Linked DNA regions of Homo sapiens: region 2 is linked to region 1. The links are chromatin loops, found by intact Hi-C in ENCODE. Cell type or tissue: right lobe of liver. All regions are shown on one strand.

Region 1 (8,000 bases):
GTTTCACCATGTTGGCCAGGCTGGTCTCAAACTCCTGGCCTCAAGTGATGTGCCTGTCTCAGCCTCCCAAAGTGCTGGGATTACGGGCGTGAGCCACTGCACCCAGCCTTGTGTTTCCTTTATTTTTAAAAATGATATGTTTTCATTCACTGCTCATTTCTCTTCTTGTATATTATATAGATATTATCTTTGTGGTTACCACTGTAATTATATAGCACATCTTAAAGTTATAATAATCTATTCAAGCTGGCAACAATTTAACTTCAATCATGTATAAAAACTATTTACATCCTGCTGCCCCACTTTGTTACTGATGACACAAATTACCTCCTTTTATACTGTACAGTTATTAACATAGATTTATAGTTACCTTTTATACTTTTTAAAACATTCTATACCAGATTTTTATAAAAGTGATTTTTGTACCTACAATATTACAGGATTTTATATTTGTCTGTATGTTTACCTTTATCTAGGAGTTTTAAATTTTCATATAGTTTTGTGTTGTTTATCATCCTTTCATTTCAACTTGAAGGACTCCCTTCAGCATTTCTTGCAGGGTAAACCTAGTGGTGATAAACTCATTCAGCTTTTGTTTATCTGGGAAAGTCTCCACTTCTCCCTCATTTTGGAAGGACAGTTTTACCGGATATAGTATTCTTGATTGGCAGCTCCTTCTTTCAGCACTTTGAGTAGATCATCTCTCTCCCTTCTAGCATGCAGTTCCTGCTGAAAAATCTGTTGATAATCTTACAGATGCACACTTGTTTGTGATGGGTTGCTTTTCTCTTGCTGCTTTCAGGATTTTCTTTTGGTCTCTGACTTTTGACACTTTGATTATAATGTGTCTCAGTGTAGATCTCTTTGGATTCATCCTAGCTGCAGTTCTTGAGCTTCTAAAATTTGTGAATCCATTTCCTTGCTCAGACTCAGGAAGTTTTCAGCCATTTTTTCTTCAGATAGGCTCTCTGCCATTTTCTCTCTTTATTGTCTGCAAATTACATAACACTTATATTGTTGCACTTGATGATGTCCCATAGACCCTTCAGCTTTCTTCACTTTTCTTATTTTTTCCGTTTTGCTCCTCTGCCTCAATAATTTCTAATGTTCTGTCTTTGAATTGCTGATTATTTTTTTCTGTCTGGTCAAGCCTGTTGTTGAATCTCTCTAGTAAATTGAGTACTATATTCTGAATTCACTTACTATATTCTTCACCTCCAGAATTTCTTTGGGCTCATTTTCATCTTTTATCTCGTTGATACTCTCATTTTGTTCATGCATCATTTACCTGATTTCCTTTAGTTATCTATCTGTACTGTCTCTTAATTCCTTGAGCGTCTTTATGAGAATAATTAGAATTCTTTGGTAATTGATATACCTCTGTTTCTTTAGGGTTGATTTCTGTAGATATAATTTGTTCCTTTGGTTGGGCCATGTCTTCTGGTTTCTTTGTGTGCTTTATTATCTTCTGCTGGAATTCTGGCATTTAAAAAATCAGACACTTCTCCTAGTCTTTGCAGTCTGAGAGCAATCAGTCCAGCTAGAGATTCCGCAAATCTCTCAAGCCTTTTCTGATGATGCATCTTCTCTGGGCTTTTGTATGTAATCCCCTAATTGAAGATTTGTTGGTTTCTACTCAGGAGCTTCCCTTGGTGTCTTTATCAGGTACTGTGGACTTTCTAGTGCTGCAGGAAGCATTAAATTTCCCTCTGTTGGTACTGGACCTCCCCTAGTGTCTGTGGTACAGCCTGATACCAGACCAAGCCATGTTGATAAGACTTTGTTCTCAGGGGGCCTCCCACATAGCCCAGTTTCTGTCATCACTTAGATTCAGGCAAAACGGAAACCACTCCCTTAGGTAGTACTTCCCCCTCAAAAGTAAAAACACTGGATATACCTTCCACTCTTTTCTTTCCCTCCCCAGCAAGAAATTAGGAATTGGAAGTTTTCTACTGATAGCTCTGTGCTACGCTGTGGGGAGTGGGAGGTGCTCCAGCAAGCGAGTGCCATAAATTTTTCTACAGTGCTTTAATGCTATTGGCTTTACACTTGACTGGAGTGCAGAAATCTCTTAACTGGTTTTATTTCTTTCAATGGCAACTGGTCCATTGGGGAAAAAGGGTCTGGGGCTTCCCTTTTGACTATCTTGATGAATCACCCCCCACTACCAAATCTTGAATGTCAGTCTAATTAATACTCCTTAGATTAGGCTCCCCAAATGCAATCAATTTTGCCAGAAGGTGGTGGAGGGGGAAAAATAGTTACTTCATTTATTTATTCATTCACAAATTCAAAGAACTTGGGGTAGATAATGGTAAAAGACATAAAGTAGTAAATACATTTACAATATGACTCAATTCAAACAGGGGAAGGGTAGAAAACAATCTCACTAGAATTAATACAATAGAGTTAAATTAATCCCAGACTGGGCAAAGAGAAAAATAACATATTTCTTACTGACTGATGAAAAACTTTGCCTCTTTACTAGAAGATGCAAACTTTTCTTCTTTTAAGAGAGAAGTTCTACATTTTATGAGAAATTTATTGGAAATATTTTTATGAAAAGGACTAAGGACTTCAAGATGGATCATCTCTTCACAGCAGTTTTACAGAAGATTCAGATATTTTGGTTATAGGATTGTATATAAAGTATTAATGCTCAGTGATGCCTTAGGCTGCATTCTAGAGTAATATTTTAAACTCTGACTCACTGCATTTCTTTGGGGGAATTGATGTAAGGGATGATCATAATATTTATCATAATATTTATCAGCTTTCAATGTCTCCCCTCAGTTGGCTTTAACTACCAGAGTCATGCCATGCAGCACTTTAGCTCAAGCCTCACATGGTAGTCTGTCAAGACATTCTGTGTGCTTTATTCCTATTCACTCTCTTGTTGAAATGGGGCCTTCAGCCATGGTTGGAATCTCTGATGCCTGCTCTTTCTCTCATACAGGGGTACTTCGGATTCAGAGTGCTTTTTGATCCAAAATCAGATGTTTTGGTAGGGAGACTATGTTCAATTTTTAAAAACAACAACAAAAGCCCTCTGTGTAGGACAGATTTCCTATTTTAGGATAGTGGTTCTCAAACGGTGGTCTTGGATAAGCAGCATCAGCATCAACATCACTTGTTAGAAATATAAATTCCCAGGCCCCACTCTAGAGCTACTATATCAGAAATTCTCAGGGTAGAGTTCAGCAATCTGTGTATTAACATGTCCTCTAGATTACTGTGATGCACGATAAAGCCTGATAATCAATATTTTAGGAAAATTCAATGGCTTTTTAAACCTGATCAATTAAAGCAATAGTTCTCAAATTCTGTTGTTCTTCGGAATCACACCTGGGGAGCTTTAAGGAAAAATGCCTGGGTCCTAGGATCAGAGACTGAATTAGTTGATAACGAGTATGGTATGCCATCAGGATAGTAAAGAGTTCCCCAGATGATTGTAATCTGCAGCAAAAATTGAGAAGCACAGAACTGGGATTTACTGGTGATTTCATGGCTATCTCTAAGTGTTTGGTATGGATACTAAGAGAAAAAAAAAAAAGCCCAAACCTTCTTATATTGTTATAAACACCTTTAGGTTTGCAAAGGCTTTCACGTGTAATTCTGTCAGTTTTCACAGTAAGATGAGTAATGACATCCTCCTACTACTGGTACGTATATGATCAATAACTTGATAAAGACACCAAATTTGCTTTTGAGAGCCAAGTGCACAGCTCCCCTCTTCATGACAACTTAAGTAAAGCTCTTGCCTGGATGACTGCAGTTGGGTAAGAAAGGCATGTGTCCTCTCATTCGATGCTGATCACACTCAGCACATCTGATTATTTTGTAACCTGGCTCAACGAGGCAGTTGAGAAATCAGATGCAGATGAGCACTTGTGAAAGTCCCTATGAAATAACTTTTAGTTTAGCCTTAATGTTTTTCTAATTTGGGAGCCAATCACCTGGGTAGATGCCAAATTAACCAGATAATCGCTCAAGGTTGCACCTCACTTTAATTGGGCCATCAGTTACTTGATGGTATTTGAGTGTCCTGCCAGGGTCAGATGTGTTCCACCACACAGGCCAGGAGAACCCCCGGGATACTGAACCATTAGACATAATTTCCTCAGGATAGAAGCTACTTCTCCTCCATTATACAGTCCTGGAAAAGTCAAGTCATATTCAAAAGACCACTGGGCAGATACCCACTCACCCTTAGGGATGGCTCCTCCCACTGTAAAATCAAAAAACTTTTTTCACAATATTCTCACATATATAAGCAAAATCAAAGATTTTTGACCCCCACCACTTCTGGAACCCCACTTAAGAGGTAGCTTAGGAAGTGATTAACATGGAGATTTTTTAAAAAGCTAGCCTCATTATCTCAAGGTGGAAATGGGTCTGAGGTACAGTTTATGTTCCAGAAATCTCCCTTCTGGATTAGACTTAGGCTAGACTTTACCTAAGACCCCATCCTTGTTTGGTTCCTCCTTCTTCCTTATTCTGCTTTTCCTTACAGGTTTTTCCTGGAGAACACTCTTTCAGTGAATTGCAGATACCTGAATACTTGCCTCAGACTTGCTTTGGAGACCTTAGCTATCCTCTATATTTACCCAATGATTTCAAGTTTGGCAATTTAATCAGCAGTCCCCATCGCCAATATGATCATCTGAGTGGACACAAATACTAAACATGGGTAGAACTATTACTTTAGAAAAGTTATTTTTTCACCAACAAAATACCTAACTTAGTTATCTTTACTTTTTAAGTTACGTATAGAAGATTCAGTTTCCCCATGATTACAAGACTCTATTTACTCTAATTGTAATACACCTTCATGAGTGGGGGAGAGGAGTGGAATGATGGTTATCACCCAGGGAGTTGTACAGCACCTCAGGGATGTCCACAGGGATATATCCCACAAGTGAATCTCATCCATGACTCAGGCTAAGACAGCAGAAAAGATCTAGGAGGAGTTGCCTTGGGAAAAAAATAAACTGCCAATTGTCATAGTTCAGTCACAGACAAGGACACTTCCATTTGATGTACTCATAACCAGGCCTACCAATATACTGACCTCAAGATAAAAGTCTCTCTATGGCGTTTGCCCATCCAGTGAGTAAATCACCCAGCACACAGATTAATTATTTAGCAGTTTAAATCCATTAAATAGACATGTTACATACACATTAAATACCAAGACAGAACACATAAAATAAAACCAAGGGAAAAACCTATTAAATATATGCTTCCTAACCATCTCTTATTCATGACCGTAGGGCTATCACCCAACATTAAAAGGAATCTCCTCTATAGCATTGGAGGTTCCTGATATTTAATCAATAGGTGGAACCAACATATATATTTTTTCTTTCTTATACAGATTATCAAGAGATAATTTTTTTTTTTTTTTGAGACAGTCTCACTCTGTCACCCAGGCTGGAGTGCAGTGGTGCAATCTTAGCTGACTGCAACCTTTGCCTCCCGGGTTCAAGTGATTCTCCTGCCTCAGCCTCCCAGATAGCTGGGACGACAAGCATGCACCACCATGTCCAGCTGATTTTTGTATTTTTAGTAGAGATGGGGTTTTGCCATGGTGGCCAGGCTGTTCTGGAACTCCTGACCTCAGGTGATCCACCCACCTTGACTTCCCAAAGTGCTGGGATTACAGGCGTGAGCCACTACACCCGGCCAAGAGATAATCTTAACAAGAGATTATCTTGTTTCCATTTTGTTTCTTTGTTCAATTCAGCATCCTCATGATTCTAGCATAGGTAATGACAATTTAGTTATTTGATCCAAAAGAGCCAAACTATTCCTGCTATATAAGGAACAAAGTGACTTGTGGAAAACAATCATATTATGTCTTACCCAAGTTAACCAATATTAATTTCTATGTATCTTTAAATAGGCAGATGTCTTCTCCCTTATTCACTTAAGAGAGACTCTACGGGTTTACACACTCAATCTTTAACTGCCCTTCAATTTACCTGAAATATATTACTGGGAATTTTTGGAAGGGAAAATGGGATATTAAATAGGGAACTTGCAAGCTTGTCATTCAAGAATCTCCAAAATTGGTCCTTAATGACTTCTCCATCTTTCTTTTTCTTTTCTCTTTTTCTTTTTTTTTTTTTTTGAGAAGGAGTTTCACTCTTGTTGCCCAGGCCGGAGTGCAATGACACGATCTTGGCTCACTGCAACCTCTGTCTCCCGGGTCTAAGTGATTCTCCTGCCTCAGCCTCCCGAGTAGCTGGGATTACAGGCATGCGCCACCATGCTCGGCTAATTTATATATATATATTTTTAGTAGATATGGGGTTTCACCATTTTGGCTAGGCTGGGCTCGATCTCCCAACCTCAGGTGATCCGCCTGCCTCGGCCTCCCAAAGTGCTGGGATTACAGCTGTGAGCCACCGTGCCCGGCCACCATCTTTCTTTTTCAAGTTTAAATTTTCCGATATATGCTTTATGTATTTGAATCAAAATTTTTATTTTTTTTATTATTTTACTTTTTAGATTGACAGACACAATTGTATCTATTACATACAACATGTTTTGAAGTATTTATATACGTTGTAGAATGATTAAATCCAGCTAGTTAACATAAATTACCTTATATAATTATCATTTTTGTGGTGAAACACTTAACATCCGCTCCCTCAGCATTTTTTGAGAGTACGATATCTTGTTATTAACTATAATCATCGTGTTATACAATAGAGTGCTTGAATGTATTTGTCCCATCTAACTGAAGTGTTGTATTCTTTGAACGACATCTTCCCAACCCTCCCCCGCCGATTCCCCCGACCCTGACAACCAGCATTCTACTCTATTTCTTTGAGATAAACTTTTTCAGATTCTACTTATGAGTGAGATCATGTGATATTTTTCTGTGCCTGACTTATTTCACACAGCACGATGTCCTCCAGGTTCATCCCTTTTGTCACAAATGACAGGATTTTCTCCTTTTCTTTATGGCTACATAGTATTCTACTGTGTTCACATATACCAAATGTTGTTTGCCCATTCATCCACTGAGGAGTCAACAGCTTTAAAAAGCACTGAAGATTCTCTATGTGCAGGAAACTATCCCAGATATTTTATAATTTTGAGCCTTTGTTCCAGCCATTTCATTCTGATCTGGACTATTCTTTGTGTTTGTCAAAATCTAAATTGTTCAGGGCTTAGCTTTCCAGCCCAGCCCCCTAGCCAAATTCCCTTTCCTGAATTCCTGCAAGCCTTACATTTTTACAACTTGTTTGGCCTAAATAATTTGATGACATGCCTTTATTGTTCTTATGTGAAACATGGTTAAATAATTTCTCAGGCATTTTCATTTTATCTTGACTGCTCTACTGCTATAGTCTGAATGTTTGTGTCCCTCCAAAATTCCTATGTTGAAATCCTAACCGCTAAGGTGATGGTACTAAGAGGCAGGACCTTTAAGAGGTGAAGCCCCTATGAGGTGAAGCCCTTCATAAGGGTGAAGCACCTTATGAATGGGATTAGTGCCCTTATAAAAGAGGCCCAAGAGACCCTCACCCCTTCTGCCATGTGCAAACACAGTGAGAGGTTGGCAGTCTGCAACCCAGAAGGGGGACTTCACCGGAACCCGGCCATGCTGGCACCCTGGTCTCAAACTTTCAGCTTCCAGAACTATCAGAAATAAACATTTGTTGTCTATAAGCCACCATGTTTGCAGTATTTTTGTTATAGCAGCTTAAACAGACTAACACTTCTAGTTTGCTGGCGTCGGGAAACTTAAGAGCTCAGATCAAAAATTCATTTGTAATTAGACAGTTCCAATTGGAAATGATTTTTAAATAAACTCCTTAATGTAAAAGTTGGAACAGTGATTCCCAGCTAACAGGCCTTGAATCCTAGTACTAGAGGGAGAGAGGGGAGGGCTGTGCAGAGTGGTTTTAAGCCATTATGCGTACACATACGCATACACATATATTCTGTTATTTTCAGCTATGGGTAGGCACTCTAGATATAAATCA
Region 2 (8,000 bases), 140 kb after region 1:
AAGACAGAACTTTTCAACGTGAAAAATTACAGAAAGATAGTATCAACAGAAAAACTGTCCTTTAATTGACTAAACACTGCCTTTTGTTTTGTTTCTGTTTTTTTTTTTTTTGAGACAGAGTCTCACTCTGTTGCCCAGGCTGGAGTGCAGTGGCACAATCTCGGCTCATGGCAACCTCTGCCTCCCGGGTTCAAGTGATTCTTCTGCCTCAGCCACCAGGATAGCTAGGACTACAGGTGTGCGCCACCACGCCCGACTAATTGTTTTTGTATTTTTAGTAGAGATGGGGTTTCACCATATTGGCCAGGCTGGTCTTGAACTCCTGACCTCATGATCTGCCCGCCTCGGCCTCCCAAAGTGCTGGGATTACACGTGTGAGCCACCGTGCCTGGCCACCTTATTTTAATAATGTAGTGCATATTTGCGTAGACTGGTGGAAATTTCAGTATAGGTAAGTTTTGGGAACCAGCATTTGAAGGTGTGCTCCCAAAATATCTTTTTCACAAAATAAGACAAATGTCAGATACCTACTAGTAAGGATGTGTTTCTTTGGCTTCAGGGTGGACCCCATTTTAAATGAAGATATGGTACAATGAAAAGACTTCAAGACTTGAAGTCAAAAGTCTGGGTTTTGATCCTCGGATCTGTCCCTTAATGGGATCACGAACTTGAGGAAGTCACTTCCTATTTCTGAGCTTCACATTCTACATGTGTAAGATGGGGATGGTGATGATGATAAATCATACCTCACAGGCCTTTGTAAAGACTAAAAGATAAAACAGATTTGAAAGTACTTTCTAAAAAGGAAAACGATATAGACAACTTAACTATTAGTTATTTTTTTCAAGGCATAAAGTGCTGGCTTGGATTATTAAGGAGAAAGTGAAGCAGTAGACACAGAGGACCAACCCACTTTCTGTGGACACGGTGACAATTTCCTGAGGAAATGTTCCTGCCTCAGCCTAAGTGCCATTATAAAGTAGATAGGGGAAGTCATCAGGACTGCTGTGGAGGTGGCTGGAGAATGAGCTCCCATTGGTCCACCATGTTTAAATCACAAGCTCTCTACAGCAAGCTGAACAAGACTGTGCTACAAATCTAGTAAATACTTCACCAATTTCCTTGTTTCTACCAATACAATTTCAGCTGAAAGACAATTTGTAGTTAACAAATTTAATATTGAGCCAATTAGTCAGATTACCTACCTGCTAACTGTAGCCACATTGATTTTTGTTGAAATATTAATTATCCAAGATAAGATTTCCTGCTTAACCTTCAAAACAAGCTTAAAATGCACTATTTCACATCATTACCAAGGTTAAGAGGAAGATGCTTGTGATGTGATTACAATTTATATTACCGGATTCGCCATTCATTTCAGAAGCATCGAGGCCACCTGGTCAAATGAAGGATACATTTGTGATGTTTAATTTCCAGCAGGAAATGGCAATGACACTCAAAGCAATAAATATGAAGGCTCCACAGATGTAAAACATTTGTTCATCTCTAACTGCCACTCTGACCATTTTACCTACATTTCTGTAATTTAAAAGCCTCAACCAAATGTAACATTTATATGCAAATGTTTTCTAGCCTCACCATTTGGTTGGCAAACAGCAGATGACCTTACACGCCCACTGCTATGTGACAATATTTTAAATTCTGCCTTCTAACCACTTAAAGGAAAAAAACACAAAAATACTGAGAAGGTGAGCTATGTAAGAAGCTTTTATTGAACACCAGCTGCCTGTGAGCACTGTACTAGGTGCTGGGTTGTCAGGTTAGCCACAGTTGTTGCCACTGATGAACTTCCATTAGAGACTTTGCTTCTTATTATCGTAAGACGTGATCATAGAGAAAATCTGAGACAGAAAGGGGATCAGAATTCACTGTTTGGGATTAGTTTGGTACGCTCAAGTAGAACATTTTTCTAATCGGCTGTGCATTTTCCACCATGAGGTATTCCATGGACTCACTGTTATCTCTATTGTCTGTCAATGGGGCAACTAACTGAAAATTTAAAAAACAAAAACAAAAACAAAAACAAAAAAGCCCACTCACTCAGTAAAGGTAATAAAGAGCACTTATATAAACTTCCTTTTTCAGGATACACTAACTAGTCCCTGATTAGCTGAAGCAAACAATTCGTTTATTTTAAAAATCAATCACAAAAAGCAGTTCAATAAGAGGAGAGAGAGAGCTGTTACTCAAGCATGTCTACATACCTCTGATCAAAAGGGTGCACTCACACCAATCACTTGATAACAAAAGAAATAAAGTCTTTGGAAGATCACCCTCCCCCTCTCCCCAGATCAATATCACTTCCAAAAGGAAAGCACATTCATCTTGTCTCTGAATATATTTTGCATGTTTAGCTCTAAAGTGTGAAGACTTTCAAGGTTGCCTTTCTTACCAGCTTCTCTTTGTCACCCTCGCTTTTACATGGAATGACTTATTAGCCTGGTATATTTTTTTTGAGATCTAATAAAAAAACTACTTTTAATCTCACTTAATCCATGTGATACACCAAGACCATTTTTTCTAGTATTGCATCCTAGTGAGCTTTGACTTATCAAGTCCTTACATCAGCTCCAAGTTGCAGGTCACTACCATTCCATGCCCTATAGTATTTAATCTCACTTTCCACCTTTAGCTTCCAAACCAACATGGACTTTGTCACACAACTTCCAGTTTAGGTTGAAGGTCATCATCTGGTCATTAATATTGCTGTGTTCTCAATATAAAAGAGACATATGGCGAATGTGTCCTTAATTCTGTTATTTCGTTGTGCTCTGCTACTATTGCATCTCCTGAATTTTTAATTTTTTATTTCCATAGGATTTGGGGGAACAGGGGGTATTTGGTTACATGAGTAAGTTCTTTACTGGTGATCTGTCAGATTTTGGTGCACCCATGACCCAAGCAGTATACGCTGAACCCAATTTGTAGCCTTTTATCCCTCATCCTCTTCCCACCTTTCCCCGCCGCGTCCCAAAATTCCATTGTATCATTCTTATGCCTTTGCGTCCTCATAGCTTAGCTCCCACTTATGAGTGAAAATATACGATGTTTGGTTTTCCATTCCTGAGTGACTTCACTTAGAATAATCGTCTCCAATCTCATCCAGGTTGCTGCGAATGCCACTAACTCATTCTCTTTTTATGGTTGAGTGGTATTCCATCATATATATGTATACCACAGTTCTTTATCCACTCACTAACTGATGGTCATTTGGACTAGCCTGATTATCTAAAAAATGTATCTAACACTGTGTGTGAAGCACTGGTGGAGTTTCTAGTGGGACTGACAAAGCAAAAGGTAGACTTATAGATAAAATTATAGATGCGATCAGGAGAAAGGTGAAGGAAATCCACAGGGCATTGAGAGAGGCAGTCACTGAAGAAGGCCACATTAACCAGAGTGGCAGAGACAGGTGATATTTAAATTTTGAACCAAACCCCCAAAGGAAGCCCTATTGTGACTCTGGGCTTTAACTCTGATTTGGAAAGAGTGGTGATGAGGGATGCCTTCTCAAGGGCCATCATAAAGTAGGATTCATTTGGAAATGCTATAGACAGCTGATCAAATTCTGGAAGGCTGTTCCTCTCCCACTGCCCAAATCCCTAAGTTCATGATACATTTTCAAAGCTGGTGATTTGTCCTTTCCAGCACCAACAATGTTAGTTTCTGTGTGTGTGGGTACAGTGTCATCATTGAAGAAACAGTCACTAAATATTTATTTTGATCAGTTTTAGGTTATTACTTGCTATGTATTTCTTGGCATATGAAGATTTCTTGAATAAGGAATTAGGTTTCTCCAGGTGGCACTTGCTTTATCAATCTGTAGGATGCTCTCTGAGGGCACCTGTTTTATAACTAGAAACAAAGACGACAGAGGAACTTATATGTGCAGCTATTCACAGGTATTAAAAACTCTAAGGCATATAAAATATCTAATTATAGCTATCCCATATTTAATTGATGATTAATAATTTAAAATTATTAAGCAAAATTAAAAATACACAGCAGGCTAGTAGAGCAGTATTTGATTAGCTGTCTAATCCCAGGAAAACAAATAGTTTCCCTTTTTACTACAGACCAGGTACTTCACATATGTTTTCTAATTCTTAAAATAACTATGTGAGACATACTCTAGGAAGGGGAGCCAGGAGAAATGTCTTCTTAACCCGGAAAAAAAGCACTATCAGCATTACTTGAGCTCCATTCTCTAGCACTGTCGGTTAAGTGGGCTTTTCCTGACTTCGTTAGCATCTTCAATCTCATCCTTTCATCTCCGTGCAGAAACTCAGTGACGACAAGTACGAGTGGTGATATTGAAACCCTATCCTCTATCTCTTTGTACTACACTCAGCACTGCCACTTACTGGCAAAAGAACAAAACACGGCTTCACCTTTTCACCTATGGATGCAAGTGGAGTTTAGTTGACAGTACGGCATTTAGAAATTGAGTCTGGGTATTTTATTACCATCAAATTCTAAACTCAGTTTTGAGTTTCTCAAACAAATTATTCCCTCTGACGGAAATGCATTTTCACCATAGTAAAAATATCAGAAAGCCAGTATAGTGTGGTGATTAATAATTCAAGTACTGAAGTCAAATTACCTGGAATCATACCCTAGCCCTTCAACTTCCCAGCTGTGTGAAGTTTGGCAAGTTATTTAATTTTTTTATGTCTGAGTTCTCTCCTTCGTAAAATGGGAACATCAAGAGTACAGGTGTCTAGTGTTGAGGTAAGTATTAAAAAAGAGAATTCCTAATTTAATGGCTGGTACATGCAAAGCAAGTGAGAAGTGTTAGCTCCTGTTATTGTTACAGGTGGATGGTTGACGATGTGTGAACTGATGATTAGACTTACAGAAAGCTACTGTCTTGCATACCATGTAGACTTCAAGACACTGAGCATGCTTAATGGGACCATATGAGAATTTTCCTAATCTTAAGTCAGTAAAGTGACACGCTTAAGCATAGTGGCCTCAGTAAATCTTGAGCTAAAATGCAGGACAAACTCTCTTCCCTTTTCTTCCTCCCTCCCACCACTTTCTGCTCTGCTGCATTCAGCCTTGCTCTGTGCCCTCCAGCCACACAGGCAGGTCTTCTTCGAATCCCTTGAAAATACCATGCTCTATGCCACCACAGCACCTTTGTACATTCTGTATTTTCTGTCTAGAAAACATTTCCTTTTTAATCCTTACTGATCCTTCAGATCTCAGTTACAATCATTTTCTTAGTGAAGTTTTTCTTAATGCTCTCTATGTTAATTTCCTTTGTCACAAACATTATAGAACCACTACCATTTTCTTAGCATTTGTCTCAATTGGTGATCACATATTTCTAGTGTGATTACTTGATGAACATTTTCCTTCCATACTAGAACATGAACTAGTTAAGATGAGGGACTGGGTCTGGCTTTGTTTATCTGCCCAGCACAGAGTAGGCACTCAGAAAAATATCTGAATGGATGAATGCTACAGTCTATGTTTTCTCCTCACTTGAAATGTCTTGCTCTTTTTTTTGTATCCCTCCACTTTATACCTCTCCTTAAACATCTAAAATACTATTTTAAAATTCATATGGAACAAAAAAAAAAAGCCCGAATAGCCAAGGCAATCCTAAGCAAAATAACAAAGCTGGAGGCATCATGCTACCCAACTTCAAACTATACTATAGGGACACAGTAACCAAAACAGCATGGTATTGGTACAAAAACAGACACACAGACCAATGGAACAGAATAGAGAACCCAGAAATAAGACTGCACACCTGCAACGATCTCACCTTCAACAAACCTGACAAAACCAAACAACGGGGAAAGGATTCCTTATTCAATAAATGGTGCCGGGATAACTGGCTAGCCATATGCAGAATATTGAAAGTGGACCCCTTTCTTATACCATACACAAAAATTAACTGAAGGATAAAAGACTTAAACATAAAACCCAAAACTATAAAAATTCTGGAAGACAACACCTGGGCAATACCATTCAGGACATAGGCACGGGCAAAGATTTCATTACAAAGACAACAAAAGCAATTGCAACTAAAGCAAAAATTGACAAATGGGATTTAATTAAACTGAAGATCTTCTGCACAGCAAAAGAAACTATCAACAGAGTAAAGAGACAACACACAGAATGGGAGAAAGTCTTCGCAAACTATGTATCTGATTAAGGTCTAATATCTAGCATCTATAAGGAACTTAAATTTACAAGAAAAAACCACCACTTTAAAAAGTGGGCAAAAGACATGAATAGACACTTTTCAAATGAAGACATACATGCAGCCAACAGTCATATAAAAAAGCTCAACATCAGCTGCGTGTGGTGGCTTACGCCTGTAATCCCAGCACTTTGGGAGGCCGAGGTGGGCGGATCACGAGGTCAGGAGATCGAAACCATCCTGGCTAACATGGTGAAACCCCGTCTCTACTAAAAATACAAAAACAAAATTAGCTGGGCGTGGTGGCACGTGCCTGTAGTCCTAGCTACTTGGGAGGCTGAGGCGGGAGAATGGCATGAACCCGGGAGGCGGAGCTTGTGGAGAGCTGAGATCGAGCCACTGCACTCCAGCCTGCGCGACACAGCGAGACTCAGTCTAAAAAAAAAAAAAAAAAAAAAAAGCTTGACATCACTGATCATTAGAAAAATGCAAATCAAAACCACAATGAGATACCACCTCACACCAGTCAGAATGGCCATATTAAAAAGTAAAAAAATAACAGATGCTGGCAAGGTTATAGAGAAAAATGAAGACTTATATACTATTGCTGGGAGTGTAAATTAATTCAAGCATTGTGGAAGACAGTGTGGCGATCCCTCAAAGATGTAAAGATGGAAATGTCATTCGACCCAGCATTCCCATTACTGTGTATATACCCAAAGGAATATAAATCATTCTATTATAAAGACACACACATGTGTATGTTCACTGCAGTACTATTCACAATAGCAAAGACACGGAATCAACCTAAAAGCGCATCAATGATAGACTGATAAAGAAAATGTGGTACATACACAATGAGATCATGTCCCTTGCAGAGACACGGATGGAGCCATTATCCTTAGCAAACTAACGCAGGAACAGAAAATCAAACACTGCATGTTCTTACTTATAAGTGGAAGCTAAATGATGAGAACACATCGACACATAGAAGGGAACAACAGATACTGGGACCTATCGGAGGTCATAGGGTAGGAGGAAGGAGAGGATCAAGGAAAATAACTAATGGGTACTATGCTTAATATCTGGGCTATGAAATAATCTGTACAACAAACCCTCATGACACAAGTTTACCTATGTAACAAACCTGCACGTGTATTCCTGAAATTAAAAAGTTGAAAAATTACCTTATATACAAACACTACTTTTAGGTCAGCTCTTCATTCCCGCTTTTCTACTGCTTATTCTGCCCTTCGTTCCTTCAAGACCTTCAATCTTCCTAACATTCACCACACTTGAGGTTACTTGTTCAATGTCTGTCTTCCCTACTGGATGTAGACTTCATATCTGTCTAGTTCATTGATGCATTCCCTGTGTCCAACGCATTGCTTGCTATCCAGTTGGTATTCATTAAATATTTATGGGAAGAAGGAAAAATAAACAAAAGAAATCTCCATACTGAGTATGGATAACTCAAGTTTTTACAGCACATTTGCCCAAAGGTACTTGATTATTCAAACATAGAGGAGAATTAACAAGTTCTTGACAGCATCAGTAATTAATTAATAATAATCCCTTCTTAGAAATCTCAGGTGATTACTGACCTTGAATTTTATGTAGGATAAATGGCTGGTTAGAGTAAAATGAAGCTAATATCCTAGACAGAACAACTGCCAACTGTGTTTGAAACCTCTGAACATCTACTATGTACCAATGTTTAATACCAAGTAAAATATAAAAACATGGATCCAATTCAGTTCTCAGGGTGTATGTGGACCAGTGAGAGAGCCAGACAAAACTATACCCTGTAATTATCATATAG

What was found. Peaks named below come from ENCODE experiments on the same cell type or tissue, not always from the same donor. Only the 100,000 strongest peaks of a DNase experiment are listed, where the experiment ranks them.
Region 2: a loop joins it to region 1, with 4 times the contacts of the local background. A loop is called at or near these places in 6 of 110 quality-filtered maps.

The regions. Positions count from the first base shown.
Region 1 is chr3:2,904,978-2,912,977 of GRCh38, reverse strand. The region is part of intron 12 of CNTN4 (contactin 4); the gene reads right to left. Among named protein-coding and RNA genes, the nearest start is that of CNTN4-AS1, 150 kb to the left of the region's middle. In right lobe of liver, no CTCF peak of the experiment used is centred here; a DNase peak (open chromatin) is centred at 3,827.
Region 2 is chr3:2,761,576-2,769,575 of GRCh38, reverse strand. The region is part of intron 6 of CNTN4 (contactin 4); the gene reads right to left. Among named protein-coding and RNA genes, the nearest start is that of CNTN4-AS1, 300 kb to the left of the region's middle. RefSeq lists an enhancer at 4,011-4,563. In right lobe of liver, a CTCF peak has its summit at 4,394 (motif pointing left); no DNase peak of the experiment used is centred here.